Regions from separate parts of the Homo sapiens genome. Here region 1 is linked to region 2. Evidence: chromatin loops called from intact Hi-C (ENCODE). Cell type or tissue: endothelial cell of umbilical vein. All regions are shown on one strand.

Region 1 (8,000 bases), 630 kb before region 2:
AGCCCTGATTTGCTATGATGTCAGGCAAATTATTTAATCTCTCTATTCTCCCTTTTCAAGGACATGTCTTTATTTCTTTTGCCACCTTTTTTATTTTGTCACCCAAAAGCTTAAAAGCAAGGTAAGCTGTGTTCACACTATTTCTGTAATAATTTTAAAACACTGGCTGCAGGTATGGAACCTCCTTTTTCCTTTGAAGGAGAAAATATATATTCCTGATGCTCCAGTTGTACATCTTTGGTTGATTTATTCTGTGTGTCTGTCTCCCTTTTACTAATATCTCTCAGCAAGAAGCCTTAAATATGGAAAATTTTTGCCATTTAGAAATTTTCTACAGTGTCATAAAATCACATTACCGTGTTGGTTATTGAGCTGGTCTTGCCATTCAGCATTCCTTAATTATGCTTTCTCCTAACCCATTTTCAACCATCCCACCCAGATCCTGACATTTATTCCTCCAAACAGGTAGCCTCAAGCCTACATTTACATCTTAGAGATCAGTCCTTTTCTCTAGGACTGGCATTGGCCCTGGAGGATTCATGTCAAAATAGCAGCAGGGAGATGAAGCAATTTGCACATTGCTCTACCTTGTCCTTTCAAATCAGGGGCAGGTTGAAGCTTGCATTGGCAGGCTTGCCATCTGGACAGAGCTGGGGGGCATCTCCTGCTACTTTGCTTTTCATCATCAAATCATTTCCTTCAAATGTGAATGCTGTGGCAATTGTGCTTTCAAATGTCTTGATGCTGCCCCCTGTATAGGCAGCTCTGGATTTAATAAGCAAGAAGTAAAAACAAAACTAAAAAAACCTACCATGTCACTTTGGATCTGCTTGTTTTTAGAAGCTGACTAACCTAAGTATTTGAAATTCATGAAAATCAGCTCTGGGTACATCTGTTCGTTTAATTCTGACCCTGGACACCTGTGTGGGAGATGCATGTCAGCATGTAATGTTCCTTGCTGAGGTGGATGGTTATTCACATTCTTGCTGCAGACATCAATTAATTTTGAAGGTCTTCACAGTGAGATTTTTATAGAAACCCAATGAGAAAAAAAATATGACTGAATTCGAGCTCTTTCTGAATTAATAGTATGGACCTATATCGGGTGGTAATTTTTATCTTCTCTCTGCTTTTACTCTTCTGCTTCTCTTTCTATCTAAACATGTTTTCTCTGTTTTTGCAGTATATCTTTCTTGGTTTGCTCCTACTCAGCCCTGCTCCCTATTATTCGACTCATTCATATATTTTTTATTAAAGTAAGATTAATCACATATGTGCCAAAATTTCTTTTTCTCTCCCCCTTCATTATCACAAACAAATAGTATTTACCACATGCTGTGCTAAACATGAGGGCCATTTAAATACATCCTGTCCTCTCTAAGCTGACATAATTAGAAATGGATGCACTCTGTTAAAAAAAAATCCTGTGATTAACAACCTGTAGTAATACTCTTTGAGTCTTTATTCACTAAAGAAGTTTGGGCCTCTTTCAATGTTCGGATTTCTCTACAGTATGAAATGTCAGAAATGGGCAGGTCTTGTGAAGATATGGCCTAACTCTGGATAACTTGAGACCCAATATGTAGTGAGCTATAAAGAAAACCATCTAGCAGAATAAAATCAGGCGCTGACATGATATGACTAACAGACATTTCTAGGGTACCATAAATATGTATGATCATACATACATGCCTTATTCTCCCTTAAAAAGGAATTGATGAAGGTCTGATTGGATTTCACAAATATCCACTGAGGCTAGTGTGAGAAGTGGCCATGTATTTCAGAATCAGTAAGCTAAAACATAGAGGTACAAGAAAGAACTCCTTGGAACAGATGATCAAGTATAGCTGAGGTATCTCTTGCCATGAGTAACCCTATTTAAATCAAGATTGGGAGGCGGTGCTGTGGAGCCCTTTTTTTCTAGAGGCTAATAATTAAATCAGATGATTTCCGAAGAGCACCATAGTCCCCGTGATTCCTGATAATGGGTGGACCAAGGAGCATTCCTTTCAAGTCCATCTAAACTCTTAATGATTTGGAGCATCTGGGAGGCTCCATTTAACTCGATGGCTTTATTCTCTCTCTGGTTTTTCATTCCCTACCACTTCACTGGGTTAAAAAAAATATATTTTAAATGTTTGTTTGTGGAGTCCTGGCATCTCTCATGCTCCCATCTTTGTCTGGTGTTTGTTTTTCAAAATTTTGCTTGAAAAAGCATGTAGAATTCTCCTCCATTTCTTCTCAAAGAGGTTGTAGGGTTTCTGACTACCAGCACAGTAAATGGGAAGGCTCCTTTGGACGCCTAGGAATTAAACACCATGGTAACTGGATGCTATTATTGAAGTACTGTAACTATGTCCCAGCCTACAGAAGCCACACCAATCATTTGCCTTCCAAATTAACTAGATACAGATGATCCAGATGCTAGAGAAGGGGAAATTTCTTGTTTTCCAGTTCTGATTCCTTTAAAATTCATTCATTCAGTTGTTTCTTTTAATCATTCATTTCTGTAAGTAGTAATAAGTACTTACCGTGGGGTAAGCAGTGCTGGGACTGGAGTCGCCATGCTATGTAAGACTGTCTGCAAGGAGCTTTGAGTACAGGGAAAGAGACAGATGTGTACATAATCATCACACACATAGGCATTATGTACTTTAGAAAGGGTGTATGCAAAATGCCACGGGAACACAGAAGAATGTCACTTGTATTGATTTTGATTGGGAGAGGGAGTGGAGAATTAAAGAAGGTTTCTCTGAAAGGTTGGGTCCTGAGGACTATAGAATATAGGAGGGTTGTACAAGCAGAGGGGATTTCAAAAGTAAAAGCATAAACACACAAATTCTGCTTGGACAACTTGGAGCGGCACAGGGTGCAGAGTGGCATTATGGGAGATGAGGCTGGGACATTTAGGCTGGAGCAATTTGATGGCAATGGATGGACTTTATCCTGCAGACAATGTGGACCCAATGAAGAGTGTTAAGCTTAGGATGACATTATCAGATCTGTTTTGTTATTATCTTATATATGACTCTGAAGAAAAAAAATATTTTTAGCTGTGACTTATCAGGCACTGTCTATATACTTGACATATGTTGTTGCATTTTAAATCATAACAACTTTCTGAAGGGTGAGCATTATTTTCCTCATTGTACAGAAGAGGAATTTGAGGCTCAGAGAAGTGAAGTAACTTGGCCAGGTTGGTTCGGGGGCCATGGACTGGGACTCAAGCCTGGGCTTGTCAGACTGACTGACTGATATTCTTCTGTACTCCCCTGCCCCCCTTTCCTGGTGGGCACACAGCTAGCATTTGATGACAATTATTTTATGAGTGGTCCCTGTTCTGTCAGGCCATATGGACTATTATCTAAGCATTGCAAAAGACAGGGCTAGGAATGGTGTGGGAGGAGGGTAGAGAAGAGGGGACAGGGATGGTGGCTCCTACACCTTGTGATGGCCCTGGTGGCCTGCCAGTGATGAGGTGCGTTTCCATTCTGAAGATGCAGCATGCCCTTGCCTGGGCACAGGGACTGCCCTTTAGGCTGGCCAGCCGGCATGCGGGCTGGCCTCAGGTAGTCAGCAGGACCGCCTCATCATCCTCTGATTATGGCCTACCTGAGTGGTTTGGTGACTGGTGAGGATGGCCTGTCAGCCACCATCACCAGAAACCCTACAGGCCCCCATTTCCCCTGGAGAGTCGGTAGGAAGCCCCATGCCTCCGTAGGACTACTGATGGGTAGGTATGATCACATCCTCCCCCAATTCTAATCTGAAGATGGCACTAACTCTTTTGCTTTAGCAAGACCTGGATTCAGAACTGAGCAAATGGGAGGCAAGGAGCATTTTAAGTATCTACTGCTATCCTTCCTCCTCCCCTGGGAGATGAGAAGGCTCTGGGCACCTGCAGTGGAAGCTCCTTCTGGGGTTCATGCGGCTGCGGGATGGAAGAGTGCTGTGGCCCCGGGGTGCGGCGGGCTATGCTGTACCAGTGGAGGTCACATCACACCAGGCACTAACACAAAGAAACTTTCTGTCTGCGGAGCGTGGCTGGCATGTGGAAACATTGTTTCTGCAGAGACTCTAAAACAAATGCATTCCGTGGGCCCAGGAGCGGGCACTGGACGTGATGAAAGTGCCTTTTGTGGGCGCTTCTGTGGGAGTCGGATGGAGGTTGGCGTGGCCCCCGCAGTGCGGAGCGCGGCCTGGCCTTTCCTGCTACGGCTCCCCCTCTGCCTGTGGTCGCGGTGGCCATAGAAACGCGCTGGGCTCCTGCTCCACTTCCTCTCTCTGCCTTCCCTCACCAGCAAATCAAAACATAGACTGAGCAAACAAACAACAAACAGAAAAGAAGCCCCCAAAACCTGGAGTTTCGAAGAAAATAGAGAACACTGGCTTCAAAGGGCCTTTTCGTTTAAATTACCTTCTAGTGCAGCAGGGAGCCGATAGAGGGCGACGTCGGCTCCCTTCGACCTTGATCGCTGGAGAGAGGTTCTGCAGCAGTGAATGAACTGTAACGTGATTGTAAATACTTTCAGTACTTTCAGGGCCGTGATTGTAAATACTTTCAGGGCCGAGTGGAGTTTGTTCTGGTGGGGTTTTATGTGTTCTCCTTTTCTTACAAAAAAAGAAGGAGAAAAAAAATAGTGTTCAGTGACGAAATGGCAGCAAGAAACAGATTCTCCAAGTACAGTCTTGCACGCTCCTCAGCTCCTTAGTCCAAAACAAGTGAAGCCACGGACGAGCTCTGGTTTTCAGGTGCTTGACCCAGTCCTTACTGGCAGGAGTTTCATGAGCAGCGATGGAGTAAGAGTTAGTGGGATTGTGCCTTCTGTTTAGTGATGGACCCAGAGGCGTGGATGAGACCCGGGAGGCCTCGGGTGTGGCCTAATTCAGGAGGAAGTTGAGCTCTGAGCTGTTTCCTTGGGTGTGGCCGGTTGCTCAGTACCACCTCCCTGGGGCCTCCTGCGTGGGAACATCGGCCCTTGCAGGGTGGCTAGCAGAGGTCAGGATGGCTGGACCCCTGGCCCTGGCAACTTCGGTGCTGTTCTAACACCTAGGCCGGTGGGTTCCAGAGTGTTTCATACACAGAGGCTTAAGACAAGGAAAGCCCTTTCAGGGTGTGTGTGTGTGTGTGTGTGTGTGTATAGGGGGGATGGTTAATTTCTAATAAATGGTAATTTCGAATAAATGGAAACTGTGATATTGTGATGTAGCCAGCATTCCAATAGGCTGGAGTTTTTTGTGTTATGAATATGGCATTTTTAAAGTTTGACCTAAGGGTGGGACCTTTTTCCTTTGGGTCCCTCAAAGCATATCATATTCATGTTAGTGTAGAGGTGCTCTGTCTGCTCTGGCCTAAGGAATCTTTTCTTGGAGTAAGTTGGCATTTTTGTGAAAACTGAAGCTTGAACCTCCAAACCTTACACTGACTACTTCAAGTTTTTGCTTCCCACTGTTAGCAGGGGAGCCATTAGCCGAAATCTGATATGTATGAACATTCTCTCTCCCTCCTCTTGCTCCCCCTCCTCTCTCTCCCTGTCCCTCCTCTCCCACCAACCCCCAATATAGCTTGATACAAACTCTTGAGGGCTGCTAGAATTAAAAAAAAATCCTGCCACTTAATTTTTCTTTTCTTACCTTCCTAAAATAACATATTGCTTTTTTGTTCTTATCCCAGTTCACACTTCAACAACCTCAGATCAGTCAAATGTTTATTAAAATTTTTTTAAAAAACATAACAAATCAGAATTGATATAGAAAAAAAATTCAAAAAAGCAAACCTATCAAAGCAAAACAAAAACAAACCAGCATCATAAAATTCAGAGAACCCCCTCTACCATGCTCCCAAAAGAAAAACTCTATTTAGAGCCTGAAGTAGATGGAGCTGATTGCCTGGCTTGGTTTTTTACATGACCCTGAATAGGACACCTCAGTGTGGGGTCCTTCTCCCTGCCTCTACAGCTTGTGCAAATGAAGACTTCCTCCCCTTATTCGGAATGGAGGATCAAGGATATTAATGATGCATTGTTCCTCTTCCAGTGATATTTGTGAGGATGAAGGAGGAAAGCAGGAGAGAAATGAGTGCTAAATATATTTTAATCACCTCTGCTGCTTTGAAAGAATTCCCACAGATAATCTTCAGCTCTTCAGCAAAAAGCAGCCTCCACCCTCGAGCCTCCCCTTGTCCCTGTGTGATGTGGCACCGACCTGCAGTGTGGAGGGGTTTGCACAGTGCTCTCATTGTGTAATTAAAAGAAATTTCCTGATGCTGATGGGCCTGGGCTGGCTTGTTAGCACTATCAGTGCAAACACAGAGACATTAAATTTAAGTGAGGGCCCGGCTAGTTTCTGGGCTGATTGGATTGTCATCCTGAGGCTCTGTTTATAGAGTGGGGCCCTTTTCCTCCCCCACCTCTGGACTCAAGGAGCTCTTGTGGGGCTTTCAGGAGAAACCTCCCCAAGGAGCTAGCCTGGGCCAGCGTTTAAACTGACCCAGATTAAATCTTCAGGAAAGAAATTCTGTTCTTCATCTCACTCCAGAAACAGGGCATAAGAATAATGTTTTCTTTTTCCCCCAACTGATCTCAAGAGATCAACTTATAGAAGAAAACTCAAATATCCTTCTACTAAAAAAAAGTTTTCTGCTCGATGTCTCTATCTTCCTTTTGATGTCATTGGGAGAAAGTGTGTCTGCCTCCTTCTTCATTAATGTATTCTGTGAAATGTGAGTCCATTTCTTTCCATTTGTAGAACAACAGAATTTTCTACTTAAAATTCACATGGAGTTGAAATATATCATTTGTATGAAAAATGAGATGGGCCATTTGGAAAATGTAATTTTAAAATATGCAACCTACACCAGCATATGATCAAAGTAATGAGTTAATTTTAATTTCTTTTTCTTGTTCACAGATGTCCTTGAAGGTTATAACGGGACGATTTTTGCGTATGGGCAGACTTCATCAGGAAAAACCCACACCATGGAGGTAAGATTACAATGTGCTCTAATGCGAATCTCTGAGATGACTGAATGGAACTGACGTTTCCAGCAAAACTTGAGGTGCATGTGGCTTTCTTTACTGGGAAATAGAGACGGTTATGTTTGGCCAATTAATTATGTCTTTGAGAAGTTTTAAAATAGCAGCAAAAAATAAAGTCTCAGGAATTCAGTATTTTAAAAAGTACTTTATTGATAACTTTGTGACAGTAACAATACATTCTATTCAGAAACAATCATTGATTAGCTAAGCAGTAGTGTGAACATCATTCTGGACTTCAGCCTCATTCTAACTGGGAAAGCCTGTTGGGAAAATCATTTACCCTGATGAAGGCCCCCGGGGAGGTTCGTCTCTTAGAATAAATAAAAAACTGTAGGTCAGAGATTTTTAAAAGTTGGCTTGTGGGCCACGTTCAGCCCACAGACATATTTTTGTTTGGACTGCACGGTATTTTTTTTTTTAATAGTAAGCAATGTTAAAAATTGGATGATTTCACACAATTCAAATTTTCCATCTTAGGTTGAATATTCTGAAGATCTGGCAGCACTGGGTGAATTTCACCATAATATAAAATTCAAGCTTCACTGTTCACTTCATTGTCCTGTTCACCTTTTTGTTAACATTTCTAGTGCAGGGAACAGCTGCTGTCACCTAGGAGAAGTTTGGTAAAATATTTGTTAGTATTTGTGAAAATGGTACCTGTGGTACTGGCTCTGGCCACCCCACGTACATGGGGCTGGACTCTCCATTGTACTCACACCCAGCCCACTTCATGCACACTGGGGTGAAGACGAACTTATATTTGGCATCCTTCCTTATTGACTTACATACCTGCTCCCTGAAGGCACTTCAGGGTATGACCCCAGCTCCAGTTGTTGGCTGTGGAATTTTGTGGCTTCAGTCTGTTTTCCAAACAAGGCAGGTCTGCAGACAAAATTGAACCTCTTTGCCTCCTCTTTTCCTTTTTTTTTTTTCTTTAAATCACCAAATCCTATAGGGCCTTCA
Region 2 (8,000 bases):
TTTGAGGTACTGCACACTTCGCCAACAGGAAACCATTTCAAATGCCAATAAAAACTTTCCAAAAAAAAACATCTCTGGGCATGTAATGGCTGATTAAGTCTAAAGCAGTGAATTCTGTGATTACTTAACACACTATCTGTGTATGTACAGCTAGTAGGAGTGCTCCATTTATTTGTTTTGGATGTGATGAATTGTTTGTGATGGTATTACTTTTCCAAAGTTGTGGTGAGATTAAATACTAAAGTGTTCTGCCAAATACATGTCCTCTTGAAGATGTTTGTATTATAATTTTAGGAAAATATATTTGGGGGTAATTTTTACTGTTTAGTTGTCCACAAAATTTGTACACATTCAGAGGTCAGATAATAAGAACAGCTAAAATTTACTGACCTCTTCCACAGGAATAGTAAGAAATGGCTTGCATATGTCATCCCTCCTAAACCTTAAATCTTCTCATGAGATGGGTATTAACAGAAGTGGAACTTGCCCAAGGTCAGAAAACTTGTAAATAGCACAACTGAGATCCAGACTCAGGAGTTTTTTTCCAAACCCCAGTCTCTTAACCACGATGCTGTACAGTCCTTTGATTTTGGATGAGTATCTGGATAACTGAACTAGTCATGATATTTCATGCATGTTGTAATGTTGAGAAATTTCAGAATCCTAAAACAGTTGTTAAAGGTTGGAACATAAGAATGAGCATGAAAATATTATAAGCGACTTGATTTCCTAGAACCAAATGGAAATTAAAATAGTACATGATCACGTAGCAAATTATTAGCATACATCAGAGAACAAAAGATAAGCAGAGCATAACTGCTGAGAGGTATGATGACAAAGCCTGTCAAAACTCTTTCCAATGGGTCTGAAAATCTTTATTGTTTTGATCCCACCCCTACCACACCCTCTCTCCTGAGCTGTGGAAGATCGGTGGGTTAAATTCTATCATCAAATGCAATAATGGAGTTTCAAATATTCAAGTTGAGTGAGGTATGCTTGTCATTCAACTTTACATCCTCTATCCTGACTACTCTCTGAATTCTAGGTTCCCAACTCTAAGTATATGCAGATATTCACCACCATTTTAACTTTACCACATAAATGTAAGAGGGCTATATGCTGCAAACTAGTACTTGGTAGTGAGACCACCAGGCTAGGCATTAGGGTCCAAGGCCCAATTGCTTGTGTTCCAGTCCTGGCTCTGCCATTCAATATCCATGCGACTTTAAACTCATCACCTGGCCTCTCTCTGCTTCAGGTTTCTGATCCATGAAATGGGAATAATAATACTTATTTCATGGGGTTGTTATGAAGATTATATGCATTATGTATAAAGCACTTAGCTAAGTGCTGGGCACAGTAAGCACGATGAAAATGTTGGCTTGTTACTATTATTACCAGTGCTATTATTATTATTATTCTTTTAGTCATCCATGTTGAAAACTGCAGTCTTTTGTTTGGATTGCTGGAAGTGGGATTGGACAGCAAGACCTAGGGAGCAGTCAGTTCCTGCTTTAATTTCTACTTTGGAATATTTATTTCATTCTTACGGCCACCACCCTAATTTAGGCCTCTATTACCTTTGAGTTACCCCATTACAACAGTAGTCTTTTTGTTGCCAGTTACTTTTTGCCTACAGTTTATATCCTATACCACCAGGAGATCTATCTTTCCAAAAGTTGATTTAATCGAATTATTCTTCTGCTTGAAAACCTTCAATGTTTAATGCTATAGCATATCGGTGAATTCCTTATTCTGGAACTAAAAATTCCTTCAATCTAGCCCCAAGGTGTCTTTCTAGCCTCATTTCCCAAGTCCTTGCAGTCAAGGAAACTCTAGGTAAACCAGTCCACTCTCTTGTGTTAGTCTCATGTTTTAGCTCCTGGAATATCCTCTGCTCACTATTCAAATCCCGCCTGCCTTTCAAGGGCCAGCTGAGATTTCCTCTCCTCCAAGAGTCTCTAGACATGCCATAAGCTCTACGACTTGGAGCAGACATGAAGTATGTCAGCATCAAACGTCAAACTTTACTAATTCAGAGTGGACGTATATTGGATATGATTAAGTAAAAAGCAAAGGAAAGGTGTAGAGTTTGAGAAAACCTCTGTGAATCATAAAATTTTAAATGATTTAATTATTTTTATACCGTGTTAGTCCGTTTGGGCTGGTTTGACAGAATACCACAAACTGGGTAATTTATAGTTAGAGGTAAACTTGAACAATTTGGGTTTGAACTGCCCGGGTCCACTCATATTCAGATTTCCTTCTGCCTCTGCCACCCCTGAGACAGCAAGAACAATCCCTCCTCTACCTCCTCCTCCTCAGCCTTCTCAACATGAAGACAATGAGGATGAAGACCTTCATGAGGAGCCCCTTCCACTTAATAAAGAGTAAATATATTTTCTCTTCTTCATGATTTTTTTTTTAACATTTTCTTTTCTCTAGTTTATTTCCCAGCACTTTGGGAGGCCTAGGCGGCGGATCACGAGGTCAGGAGATCGAGACTATCCTGGCTAACATGGTGAAACCCCGTCTCTACTAAAAATACAAAAAGTAGCCGGGCGTGGTGGCAAGTGCCTGTAGTCCGAGCTCCTCAGGAGGCTGAGGCAGGAGAATGGCGTGAACCCAGGAGGCTGAGGCAGGAGAATGGCGTGAACCCAGGAGGCGGAGCTTGCAGTGAGCTGAGATCGCGCCACTGCACTCCAGCCCAAGGAAAAAAAAAATTCAGAATGTAATACATTTAACATACAAAATATGTTAACTACTCATGTTGCCAACAAGGCTTCCAGTCAACAGTAGGCTGTCAGTAGTTCAGTTTCTGGGGAGTCAAAAGTTATATGTGGATTTTTGACTCAGCCTGGGGTTGGGGTGGTCGGCACCCCTAATCCCCCTCTTGAACTGTAATAGAAATTTCTCACTGTTCAGGGTGCTGGCAGATGGGGTGTGTGGTAAGGGCTCTTTCTCTGCTTCCAAGATGGTGCTTTGTTGCTGCACCGTCTGCAGGGATGAACAGTGTCCTCACATGGCAAAGGGAGGGAAGGGTAGAAGGGTCAAGGCGCTCTCTGAAAAGGGCATTAATCCCATTCACAAGGCAGAGTCCTCATAACTTAATCACTCTCCCAAAGGCTCCACCTCTTAATATTACCAACTTGGTGTTTGAGTTCCCACCTATGAATTTTGGAGGGACAGGTACATTAAAACCATACAGCGATGGCAGGCAATGATAGAAGTAGCAAAGGGCTTGCTGTAATCTATTTTAATAAGTAGAAGGCATTGTGTACAACAGAATGCCTGACATAATTGTTCAAGATCAAATTAATAGCCCCATCATCTCAAGTATCTATGCTGCTATGTGACAGATGCATTCCTAGGAAATCTTGCATGATAAAAAAAAATTAATAGACCAAACAGGAATTTTAAATGCATACCATTATTGTTTCTGAAGAAATTTCAATAATAAAGGTGCTTTCTTATACCCGTAAGTGTATAACTATGAAACCTAAATATTAATGAGCAAATATAGTATTTTATCATATCAAAAGACCTTTCTTTATTAGTCCTGGCACTACCACTAGCCAGAACTTCTTGCCATTTATATAATCACCGATACAATAAATGGAGCAGAGCTGCTCAAATAAAGAGTACAATGAGTTTCCCTTTTCAGAGTGGAGAAGCTTCCTAATTAAGACTGCATTGCAAATACATTACCATGTAATGCAAATTGATGGAATTATAAAAGTCTATACTGTAATTAAAAATTTTTTTCATAAAAAATAAAATGTTAAAGTCACTTACCTGAATTATCAGAAATTGCCAATTAGACAAGAAGTAGTTCATGGACTAAGACCCAGAAAAGCTGTATTCTAGATTTGCCAATTCTAACCTTGGGCAAATCATTAAACTTTTCAAGGCTTGAGTTTTCTCATCCAAGAAATAAAGGGCAGGACTAGACAATTTTTAAGACCTCCCAAATCAATATTTTTATACTCTTTTATTTTTCTTGTCTACAAGGCTATTATTTGTGTGAAGTTATGTTACTTACTTACTTTGACCTTGAAGTTCAATGTGTCTATTCCCACATAACTTTTCAAATAATTAGAATATAATTTCTTAATATTAAAATAATTATAAATCTTGAGTTTTCTTTTACTATTCACAAGACACTTTGGATTTTGCCATGGTCTGTTCTAAATACTGCATAGTAACATGACAAAATTGAATTGGTTCATTTTTTCATGCAGTTTCTCTGCATTTCACATAGTATGTTTTTAATGACTCTGTAACACCATAATACATTACTACACTTCTAAAGTTCAATAGTTTACCCTTACTAATTTTTTGCTTTCATGTCAGAGCCACACTCCCCCCCCGCTTTTTTTTTTTTTTTGGCAGGAATGGAGGCACTAAATAATTGCTTAACAACTAAAAATTAATTTTAAATCTCAGATCATGTCGGATCTTTTGACTAAACACAGTACTCCCAATTCCAGGATTTCTTGACTGCGTGCTGGTGAGAAAGAATTTGACCATCTCACACCAGGTCTTTTTGCTGCCTCTTGCCTTATTTCCCTAAGTGCCTAGGAGTGCTCCCTTATCTTTCTTCTGATTCAAGACACTAGATTGTATTGTGACACAGATTGATACTTTTCTAGAAACTCACAATTTTAAAAATGATAAAAATTACATGTATAATGATTGAACAACATGACCCTGCATCAGGCATTCATTTTCTATTTCATAGCTCAAGTAATGGCATCTAGGAAATAGCACTAGAAAAAAATGCTAGTTTCTAAAAAGTCAAAACAATGAAGTAATTATCAATGTACAGGAACTTTTCTTTCTAAATGGTTTACATTTCAAACATGCAGAATTGATAAGGTAATTTTTTTTTTCTTGGCCAAACTACAAGCCTCAAATTTGAGGAATTTCAAGGTAATTAAATGGTGCCACCTATTGGCCAAATGTATCACTGCAGCCTATCTTTTTAAATATAGAGGATGTTCAATAAAGTTGGCAAAATCCTAAGTGCAAAATTAGAGGTTCTTATCCATTTGAGACAGTCACATTTGTGAATAAATTTTAATGCAATATTTTAAATTAGATAACATATCTCAAATATATAGCTATTTTGTTGTTAGAAGGTTTGTCCACAAGGGGGGTGTGTGTGTGTATGTATGAATAAGAAATACATATATATGCTCATGAAAAGGACACTCATTGTAGCATTAGGTTATTTTTCACTCTGAAATGGAGGGGCATACTGGAAAAGCTAATAGCTAAAGGCAATCCTGGACTTACAATAGCTCTTTCTGCTGGTTGGGACTAAACAGTACCTACAACACTGGGGATCTAGTATTGGAAATGACTGTAATAGTTTTTTCATACAACTTATGGAATTAGTTAATCTCAGTGATTTTCAGTTATCCTTCATAATACAGTATCAGAAAAGGGGTTCTCATAGTAGGCTTCTACAGAGTCTTTAACTTGCCCATGAAAATAAATGTCACTTTAAAATGAAAGCCAGAATTAATTTAAGAAGCAGGCCACGAGTTCTGGTAGCCCTAAAGAATAAACTGCTTCTTTTTTGCTTTATTGTGACTCTCCTAATTTGTTGAGAGGAATATTAGTTGTATCTCTATTTTAGATTCCATGACCAACTTGCAGGTTTTTTTTTTCAATATGCTAAAATATTTTTTGCTTCTTAGAGACACTGTCTTGAATTAACATGGACTTTTGGCTAATCTACATAAAACTACACTGTAGGTTAACCTACATTTATTCTAAAAAAACTGTAACATAAATAGAGAGCAATCTAGAAGCCAAGTGCTCATTCATTTGAGATTAATTGCCTCTTCAGATCACTAATTCATGCTCCAGTGTCCCAGGAGAGTTATTTCCCATGAGTGACCACTTGACTCAGAAGGTATTTTAACTCATCCAGGCTTCGTACAGGACAAATCTTATTACTGTAACTTAGTTACACGGCCATAAACATAGTTTCCCTTTCTCTTTCTCAGCTTGTTTACTTAGTACCAGAAGAAAGTCTCCTCTGTGACCACTGGTGACTTAACTCAGTTTGAATGGGCACAAATCCAGCAACTGACAACATTGTGTGACACTGAAAATTGAGTTCATATTATTTAAAATAACTTTAAACAAGGGTAAATGAAGTCACATTCACTGTAAGCAAACAAGGAATAGACCTCATGTCCTTCTGCAATCAAAAAGGGATGTGAAAAATAAAATTCTTATAAAATTGTTGTTGATTTCAATGTCGAAGATCTTAGTCACAAATTTAAAACAAACAGGAGAGATAAAATAGCAATTAATGAACAGTAACCATGAACCTTCAAAGGCAACAACCTGAAATTATAAACTGATGAGCCATGGAGGCACTATTTAACCCGGGAAGTGCTGCTTTTCTAGGGTGCTCAAAGCTTGTACTCTTTTTGGCTTTAGTATTTTTTTTAATTTTGAGTCCCTCTACAATTTTACCATTAAAAATAACTGTCATTTGATAGCAATGTTGTCATTCACACAGTCACCAGATTCAGCAAATATAAAAAGGAAGACACTAAGATAAATTTGAATTTCAGATACAAATTTTTTTTTAGTATATGTACTATTCAATATTTGGGAGACAGGCAGTGTATTTCATTAAATATACTATCACAATTGTGCTGATAAAATAGTGCTACAATTGTAAAACAGGTTAAACTAGTCTGAAACTATGGTCATGCATATCTTAACTACGGGGATATGTTCTGAGAAATGGGTAGTTAGGAGACTTCATCATTGTGTGAATATCAAGAGTGTACAAAACCTGGATTGTATAACCTACTATACACCTGGGTTCTAATAGTATAGGCTATTGCTCCTAGGCTAAAAACCTGTACAGCATGTTACTGTACTGAATACTGTAGGCAACTGTAACACAATGTTTTTGTGTATCTAAACATAGAAAAGTACAGTAAAAATAGGACTACTATCATATTTGTGGTCCAACCTTGACAGAAACGTTGTTATATGGTGCATGACTTCAATTAAAGATCTCTACACCAGGTTTTTGGATTAAAGCGGATACATGACAAAGCTCCAGTTTGACCTCAACAAATCTAGATTTACTCTTCTGAATCATCATTAAGTTGATCAGCATCTAATTCACATCTATTACTGAACATCTATGTGACAGGAACTGTGCTCAACCATTCTTCCTGTAACAAAACTGGACTTCCTGGCAGGCACTTGTTCGTGAAGTCTGTGACAAGGATGACTTTAAACTATTTAAAAACTACTAAAAATTAAATTTGTAGCAAAATGGCATATACAGCTACAACATAAGCTATGAGTACAAACCAGTGTTTAAAAAGTTTAATACCTATTTTTGTACTACTGAATTGCCACTCATTTTAAATAGAGTGGCAATTTAATGACACAAAATCTTTATACTAGGAGATGTAAGAAGTTGTAACTTAAATATAATCCTATCTACATAAAATTAAAGCAATTAGAGACTCTATTTTTATATAGAACGAGATCAAAGCAGATTATAGCATTGCAACCCTACCTGTTTAGTCTATTTTCATTTAAAGGAAACAAAGTTAGTGACTATGCCATTTCATATAAATACACTGTGCCCAAAATGCAACATTTCATGAAATAACTGAAACAGTGAAAGAACTGTTAGATTGATTGAGAGGAAATCTACATGGATGACTCAATGTTAGAAACCCTAAGCATGATTTAACTATCCAAGGATTAAGAGGTTCTGGGAAAACTCTTAAAAGCTCTTGGCAAAAATGATCATGCTATAAATAATGTAAACCATGTCTAATAACAGTAAGAAAAATAAAATGCTTTGAAAACTTGTTTTATATAATGTAAGCATTAATGTATAATTAAAACTCTAGCTAAACGTTTAAAAAGAAAATAATTTTGCTTCAAAATTTCCTTTACCTATAAATTTTAGTTCCTTTTTAAAAACTGGACTCAGTTTAAGG

What was found. Peaks named below come from ENCODE experiments on the same cell type or tissue, not always from the same donor. Only the 100,000 strongest peaks of a DNase experiment are listed, where the experiment ranks them.
Region 1: a loop joins it to region 2, with 23 times the contacts of the local background. A loop is called at or near these places in 9 of 110 quality-filtered maps.

Annotation. Positions count from the first base shown.
Region 1 is chr2:148,922,372-148,930,371 of GRCh38, forward strand. KIF5C (kinesin family member 5C) reads left to right here. Exons shown (of 26, transcript NM_004522.3): 3 at 6,910-6,983. LOC101928553 (a long non-coding RNA gene) reads right to left here and starts at 4,878. Exons shown (of 2, transcript NR_187659.1): 1 at 4,418-4,878. RefSeq lists an enhancer at 3,628-4,252. In endothelial cell of umbilical vein, a CTCF peak has its summit at 4,437 (motif pointing right); a DNase peak (open chromatin) is centred at 4,500.
Region 2 is chr2:149,556,530-149,564,529 of GRCh38, forward strand. No RefSeq gene overlaps it. Among named protein-coding and RNA genes, the nearest start is that of MMADHC-DT, 27 kb to the right of the region's middle. RefSeq lists a silencer at 1-220. In endothelial cell of umbilical vein, a CTCF peak has its summit at 4,994 (motif pointing left); DNase peaks (open chromatin) are centred at 82 and 4,962.